Linked DNA regions of Homo sapiens: all the other regions are linked to region 1. The links are chromatin loops, found by intact Hi-C in ENCODE. Cell type or tissue: GM12878. All regions are shown on one strand.

Region 1 (2,500 bases):
CCCACCTCAAAATCTCACTGAAACAAGTGAGTGCCTGGGGCAAGCAGGGTGGAAGGAGGGCTGAGTGGTGGGCTCTTGGGTGTATTTGTAGCAGTTTGTGGCTTTCAGGGCACATGTTAATCATCTGCTAGAAACAGCGTGGGCTTTGTGAGCTGGGTTTAGGAGCGAACCCTGGGTGGATGTAGGACGTGACCACTAATATTTATTGAGGATTTAGCATGCTTGAGGCACTCTTCTAAGCTTTACAAAGAGTAACTCTTTCATCAGCACAGCAGCTATAAAGTAGGTAACATTTTAATCCCCATTCTACACATTAGGAAACTGAGGCATGAGAAGGGTTTAGGAACCTAGCCAGATCACATAGCTTCTTGTCTTAGTTTTCTCTACTGCACAGTAGAGGTAGCATCTACCTAAAAGTGGGAGATGGCAAATGAGTCAAAGAATGTAAAGCATCTAGCCTGGAGAATGCCACCCAGCAGTCACTAATGACAGGTATGCTCTCTGAGACTGTAACTATTGATGTGGTTTCATGTGATTACCATGAATGAGGGCCATGGTTGCTAATATTGCAAAAGAACACATAATACAAAGGTTAATATATTTTTGGCTTTGGACTGCAATTTTCAATAGGCAGACTCCAACCTATGAACACATTGTCCTCAATAGTTCATTTATAAATCAGCTGCTCACAAACAGAAATATGCTGCCCCCAAGAAACAATACTATAAGTGGTTGGCTCATTAAAGCCAATTTAATCCAAAAGAGAGCAGAACTTTTGTGTTAATATTATTAGCTTATGTTCTTGGAACATTTACTCATTTAATAAACTTCTACAATGTACCAGGTACTGTCTCAGGAGCTGGAAAGACATAATTATTGAAAGCATGTCTCTTGCCTCAAGGAGCTTATGATTCAGTGAAGGAAATGAGCACTTGCTCAATGATTCTAGTGGAGGGTGACGGGTGTGTTTGGGCCATTGTAGGAGGACAGGGGTGGGTGTCTGGGGTGTGGAGTCTTGATAAGTTGATAGAAACAAGAAAGAGGCCCTCGCTGGCAGGAACAGGAATGAGGGTAGAAGAGAGCCATTGTTCTAAGAAGTGGCTAACAAGCTATTGTTGTAAGAAATGGCTAACCACAAACATCCTGTTCCCAAATACCTCCTTCCAAACAGCCCCAGCAGCATGAACCTATCTGCAGTAGCCTTTCCAGCATGACCCTATAAAACTCCCCTCCATCCCCTGCATCTTGGCAGACAGGCTTCTCTCTGCTGTACTGCCTGTTGCACTCTTGCAATGCACCTTTCTTAGTTTCTCTAATAAATCTGCCTTTCTTTACCCACAACTGTCTTGGTAAATTCTTTTACCACCTGTGATGTAGCCCTAGCCAGTTGCACCCATGACATGGGGGTGACAAAGGCCAGAAATGGGTAATGAAGTATTGGAGGAAAGGAAAATGAATTGCATTTGCTTGGGTTCAGAGCTGGCCCCCATACTTCATTTATCTATACCTGTACTCCACTTGCTGAGCTCTGGTGCTTTCCTAACCTCCTTTTGGGGCATCCAAGCCTGACACCCCCTATTTTCACATCCACAAAATCAAAAGCCCTGTTCTTTCGGTCTAAGTGATGACATCTAGGTGTTAAAAGGAAGATAATTTGAAAACAATGTCTTACTGATGTGTGATTAAACAAGCATTCAACTTCCCCAAAATTGTTTTTGTTGTTTATATAAAGGGTTAAACTGGAAGTTTAAATACATAAAAGCATGCTAAAAAAATGTAGTGGTCATGAAGGCCACTTTACATGGGTCATGAAGGCCCAGTTTACAGATTGCCTTGGGAACTATTTTAAGTCATTCCTCCTTCTTTACTGAACCACTAATTTTTCAGATGCTGTAAGGATAATGTGGATAGGAAGAATCAATATCATCAGAACGGCCATTCTGTCCAAAGTAATTTATACATTCAGTGCTATCCCGATCAAGCTACCATTGACTTTCTTCACAGAATTGGAAAAAACTACTTTAAATTTCATGTGGAACCAAAAGAGCCCACATAGCCAAAACAATCCTAAGCAAAAAGAACAAAGCTGGAGGCATCATGCTACCTGACTTCAAACTATACTACAAGCCTACAGTAACAAAAACAGCATGGTACTGGTACCAAAACAGATATATAGACCAATGGAACAGAACAGAGGCCTCAGAAATAACACCACACATCTACAACCATCTGATATTTGACAAACCTGACAAAAATCAAGCAATGGGGAAAGGATTCCCTATTTAATAAATGGTGTTGGGAAAAGTGGCTAGCCATATGCAGAAAGCTGAAACTGGATCCCTTCCTTACACCTTATATAAAAATTAACTCAAGATGGCTTAATGACTTAAATGTAAGACCAAAAACCATAAAAACCCTAGAAGAAAACCTAGGCAATACCACTCAGAACATAGGCATGGGCAAAGACTTCATGACTAAAACACCAAAAGCCAAAATTGAC
Region 2 (2,500 bases), 120 kb before region 1:
GGCCTTCCATAAAAGGAAGGCCTCCTTTCTCCTACTGGCAGCAAGTGCTGCCTTGAGCAATGAGTCTGACAGTTTCCCTAGCCCATCTGCACTTGGGCAGCTTTGGAAAGGAGAACCCAGGAAGCAGGGCAGGAGGAAATGAGCTGGAACTTAGTGGGTGAGGCCTTGGCCTTGAATACCTGGCAGAGAGCATCATGGGAGGCAGAGTGCGCAGCAAGGGCCCGGAGTTGAGCTCCTCAGTTGAGCCTCACAATGAGTGTCCTGCCCTCCAGCCTTGTCCTCTCCAATCCACCCGTGAAGCTCTACCTGGAAGATTTTCCCAACATGCCACGAGTCTGCCTAAATGTCCTTCAACATTTCCCCATCATCCACTGGGTAAAACCCAGCTTGTTTTGCCTGGCAGGAAAGGACTTTTTCCTGATCTGACCTTTGCTTGCTTTACTTCCATTACCCAAGTCCCTGTCGGGCCATTCCCAAGTTCTTGTCTGCTTGAAAGCTAGGTAGTCTCTCCTGGGCCTTTGCATATGCTATTTCTTCTGTCTGGACTACCACCCTGTCACATGTACCAAAAGCATTACTGGCGTGGAAGACACATTCAGGGTTTTAGCACAAGCATTTCAAATAATCATCAAGGACAGCCCTCCCACCGACTTGTCAGTTATAACACCATCTGTGGCACCACTACCTCCTTTCTGAGCCCCCAGCCCACTACAACCCTGGAGGAGCTAGACTTTAAAGACAGAGGTGGAGTGGGCATGTTCCCTGGTTCGATTCTGCCCCTCCATTGGTATAGATTGGGCTGCCTGGAATTGCACATGAAAAATGCCAGGCACCAGGGTAGAATCCCTCAACCTCCCTCATCTCATCTCACCTAAATCTCCTGGGCAGAGTGGAGGGAATAATGATGTTAAAATCAACATTAGATGTTGAGATCTAAGTTTGAAGCTCAAGTGATTGTTTAAACCTGCAATGATGAAACCCAACCCAAGATACTACTGAGGGAAGAGAAAAGGAGATCGGAAGGTGGTTTTTATGTGGTAAAATTGAGACTTCCCCCAAGATGGCCATATTTGAATCTCATTTCTGATTTTTGACTGATAGTCATTTTCCCTTGTCTCTTTACTTTCTCAAGCATATGTGGAGAGATGTGCTTCAGAGGTTATAGAAACAGCTGCGTGTACAACACACATCCTTTCAGGGCTGATGATTCATCGTAAGCTTTCACCATAGGTTTCCCTTTCGTATTACAAACAAGTAGTGAATTTCTGTGCTGACTGAAGCATCTGCATTATCTCATGAAATCTTTTCAACCACGCAAGTTCATTTTATTATGCCCATTTTTACAGATGAGGGCTCAGAACTACTTGCTCAAGGTCAAAAATCTGGCAAATTCTGAGACCGTCAAAGATACCCTTGACTCCTAAGTCCATACTCATTCCATTGTACCACTGTTAAATTTAGGTTATGAAGTGCCCACTGTGTACAAGACACTGTGCTTAGAGCCAGGAAACATAAAGAAGGATGCCCAATGCCTGCTTCTGTGTAGCTCACATTATGCTAGGGGAGATGTGCCATGGAAAATTAGTTCAATGGGATGTTGCAAACATCAGGAGCCAAAGAAAGCACAGAGGAGGGGCACTCAAACCTATGAGGGGACAGCACTTAATATAAAAAGCTGGATTTTAAGTATGAGTTTACCAAAGTGAGGGACATAGTATGAAAAGAGATGATTCCCAGAGATGACCAAGGATCCCAGGCACAGTCTCTACATTGGTATAGATTGGGCTGCCTGGTTATCATGTCACCTTTCCCCTTCCTATGTGACAAAACTATCACCTGTTTGTTCTTTATTCTCAATCTGGGCCAATGTCTTACTTCTCTTGGTGTTTTTATTTGTTAAGCTCTATCTCAAAGTAAGGAACAGAACACATTGTCAAGAAGAAATTTTAGGTACTCTCTGGGGAGAGGAGGAAGATGGGGGAGGATTATTTTAAGGAGCAAGAAGTCTATTTCCTGGATCCTAGAAATGGTGCCACATGGACTGATACCTGTTGCACCTGCCCTAGGGCTGGTCCTGCAAGGTGCTGGAGGAGAACACAGATAATCACAGTGACAAGGACATGCATGAAGCCTGTGTCAAGGTGAATGTGGCTGACGAAAGGAAAAAGGAGGACATTTCTCCTTGCAAAACTCTATATAATCAGAAGCTGGATTTGCTCAGTGATGTTTGCATTTTATAGCTACCCACTTATAGCTATAAAAAAGGCTTTGCTTTTGAAATTCCTGCAGGAAAATGGATTTTATTAAGACACTGCATTTCTTTGGTCCTTAAGCATTGAACCAATTGTTTTTGTAATGCGCTTTTTTAAACTCAAGCTTTCTTAGTCATATACGAAAAATATAACTGAAGAAACTTTACATAGTAGAGTCCAATCCTGGAATTGCTTATAAATTCATTGAGAAGACAAAATATATGTGAAATAGTTAAAATAGTCTAAGA
Region 3 (2,500 bases), 230 kb before region 1:
GTTTTAAAAAATTAAATTCAGTGTTTTAATAATTCTACTAGGTTTGTCCTAGTGCTAGCCATTTGGGGTCAAAATTTTCAAGGTACACCGTAGGTTTCTTCAATATATAAATTTAATTCTTTCCTATTTCTAGAAAGTTTTCTTGCATTATAGTTTTAAAATTTTATTCTGGTTTACTGTCTTGTTTTTCTTCTTTGAAGCCTCCATTACACACACATTGGGTCTTCCTTTATTATCTTCTACGTATCACTTTCTCTCTAATATCTTTTACCTAATTCTTTATTTTATTTTCATTTTCTTGGTTGTTTTCCCATCTCAATTTTATGTGATATATTAAAAAAATCTATTTTCACTTGAGTGCTTTCTAATCTAGTCTTCATTTCTGAGAAGACTGTCCTTTTTTTCGCTTTTCTTTCCCCAAGTTCAGCCGATTCTCATCTTATGTCATTTTCAGTTTTGCCAATTTCTATTACAAGTTTTAAATTTCTGGCTGAAGGGTACCTTTCTCCTACAAATGCTACTTTAATGATATTTAATTCATGTTGGAGCATTGTGTTACATACAGTTTTCCTCTGCTTCCTGGTTGATATTTCGGAAGGGTTTTTTTTTTTTTTAATGAGATGTTTTTATGTTCACTTTCCATTTTCTTCTTATATTAGCTTTGCTTGGATGTCTCCTGATATTTTCCATTTACATTAAAATGCCTTGGAATTTTTCCAGAGAAGCAACCACAGACGTTTATATAAAGGTGTGAGAGGAGATAAGTCTCTTTTCTTTTCTACAGTGCAGTATACTTTCTTGAATAAATGATCTCTCTTTGGGGAGAGGAAGGGTCCTGGTTTTCTGATTGTGTCTTCTATTACTTCAGTAGAAATTTTATTTTAAACTACTTCCTTCCTGCTTTCCCTTTACTCCCAAGCCACTCTAAAGGACACTACATCGGTCAGGGTCCAGTCAGAAAACTAAAGAATGCAACAGTGATTAGAAATGGAAAGCCTAATATAAAGAATTCTTAACTAGTAATAGTTGAAGATTTAAAAAGATTAAACAGGACTCTCAGAGATCGAAAAGTAGTATGTTCAAAAAAAAACCCAGCTACTACTTCTGGGCTGAGGGAAAGTGGCAGCAAAGAAACAAAGAACTTGGAAAAGCACCTTTATCCTCACAAGCCTGAGATTTAGACTTTTGTAAAGAGGAACATACAGCCTACCTATAATGACAAAGCTTGCTGGAAGGCCTGGGTCAAGTGGCGATCTAGTTGCCTGCTATAGCTGGAGCTGCTGTGGCTCATGGAAGCCACCAACAATCAGCTGCCAGGCAGGTAGAACGTTGAAGGCGCAGCTGGAGTTTCCAAGGAAGGAGCCCATTGCCTGTGTCACAAGTGGTCACTAGGTGGGGACAGAGTAGCCTGAGGGCACAGCCAGAGCTGGTTCATGAGGGCCACTAGGCTGCAATGATGAATAAAAAATGGCAGGCTAGAACCTGGAAGAGAAGTGTGTTCATGTGGTGATCACCTTGAAGTGTAATGTCAGCACCCTCTGTTGATAAAGCCTTGTGTGCCAGCTGGCAAAGGAGAAACGTCTATAGGGTCTGGCTTCAGTATTACAAAGCTGCATAGGAAAGGGTGGATTCAGAGCTGGGAGACAATAAGCTGATAAGTGGTACAGAGTCCTTCCTTTCCAGGTTGTCTTCTTCTCACCCAGAAACAGTGCCTTCCCAATGCTGCCACATTTGAAGCTATATCCTCTCAAGCACCCTTTTTTTCAATTCCCAGTTGTCGGTAGTCTTATTTACTGTCTCAGATATTTTCTCAGTATTTCTCAACTCAGGATGGGATCCTCTCTGGAGGTAAATTTGTATGTATGATGCCATCTCAAAAACATTGTACTCTCCCTTTCTTATTGTAACCCCTGACTCTGCTCTGGCATGAACTACAGTTGTGGCTCTGCTGGTTTCAGATGTGTATTTTCCCACTTATCTGAAAAATAAAGTTTGTACCTTTCTTTGTCTATTACTGTGCAAAAACACCACTTAAGTGGCATGTAGAAATAAGCATTCATTTCTTGGTTATCCATCTTCGGGTCTGCTGAGATTTGGCTGATCTAGGCTGGGCTTGGTTACAAACTGTGGGTTGGGTCCAAGTCTACAAGCCTCTCATCTTGCCCTTTTAGTGCCTACTCCATGCATGCTATATTCATAGCAAAAGACAAGAGTGTAAGAAAATAAGCCCCTCTATAGGAATACATTTCAAATATCTGTTTACAAAACATTCCATAGACCAAAGGCATATGACCAAGTTCAACAACGAGACAGAAAAGTGTTTTCCCCATAGAAGTTGGAAGAGACAGAAAGTGAATATTGGCTGAACAATAATTTGCCATAGATTTCCTTTCTATCTATAAATATCTACATACCTCCCATACTCAAAATATTCTCACTTCCATCCCAAGAGTTCTCAAAGTCTTATCAAATCATGGCATAACACTTGAAATCTAGGATC

Evidence for each region. Peaks named below come from ENCODE experiments on the same cell type or tissue, not always from the same donor. Only the 100,000 strongest peaks of a DNase experiment are listed, where the experiment ranks them.
Region 2: a loop joins it to region 1, with 2.8 times the contacts of the local background. A loop is called at or near these places in 1 of 110 quality-filtered maps.
Region 3: a loop joins it to region 1, with 5 times the contacts of the local background. A loop is called at or near these places in 1 of 110 quality-filtered maps.

The regions. Positions count from the first base shown.
Region 1 is chr12:13,591,177-13,593,676 of GRCh38, forward strand. All of the region lies in intron 10 of GRIN2B (glutamate ionotropic receptor NMDA type subunit 2B), which reads right to left. The region is part of intron 1 of LOC105369668 (a long non-coding RNA gene); the gene reads left to right. Among named protein-coding and RNA genes, the nearest start is that of LINC01559, 220 kb to the left of the region's middle. In GM12878, no CTCF peak of the experiment used is centred here; DNase peaks (open chromatin) are centred at 1,075 and 1,565.
Region 2 is chr12:13,471,752-13,474,251 of GRCh38, forward strand. No RefSeq gene overlaps it. Among named protein-coding and RNA genes, the nearest start is that of LINC01559, 96 kb to the left of the region's middle. RefSeq lists an enhancer at 1,187-1,346. In GM12878, no CTCF peak of the experiment used is centred here; a DNase peak (open chromatin) is centred at 1,200; H3K27ac peaks cover 467 bases.
Region 3 is chr12:13,361,039-13,363,538 of GRCh38, forward strand. No RefSeq gene overlaps it. Among named protein-coding and RNA genes, the nearest start is that of LINC01559, 14 kb to the right of the region's middle. RefSeq lists an enhancer at 1,452-1,551. In GM12878, a CTCF peak has its summit at 1,395 (motif pointing right); a DNase peak (open chromatin) is centred at 1,427.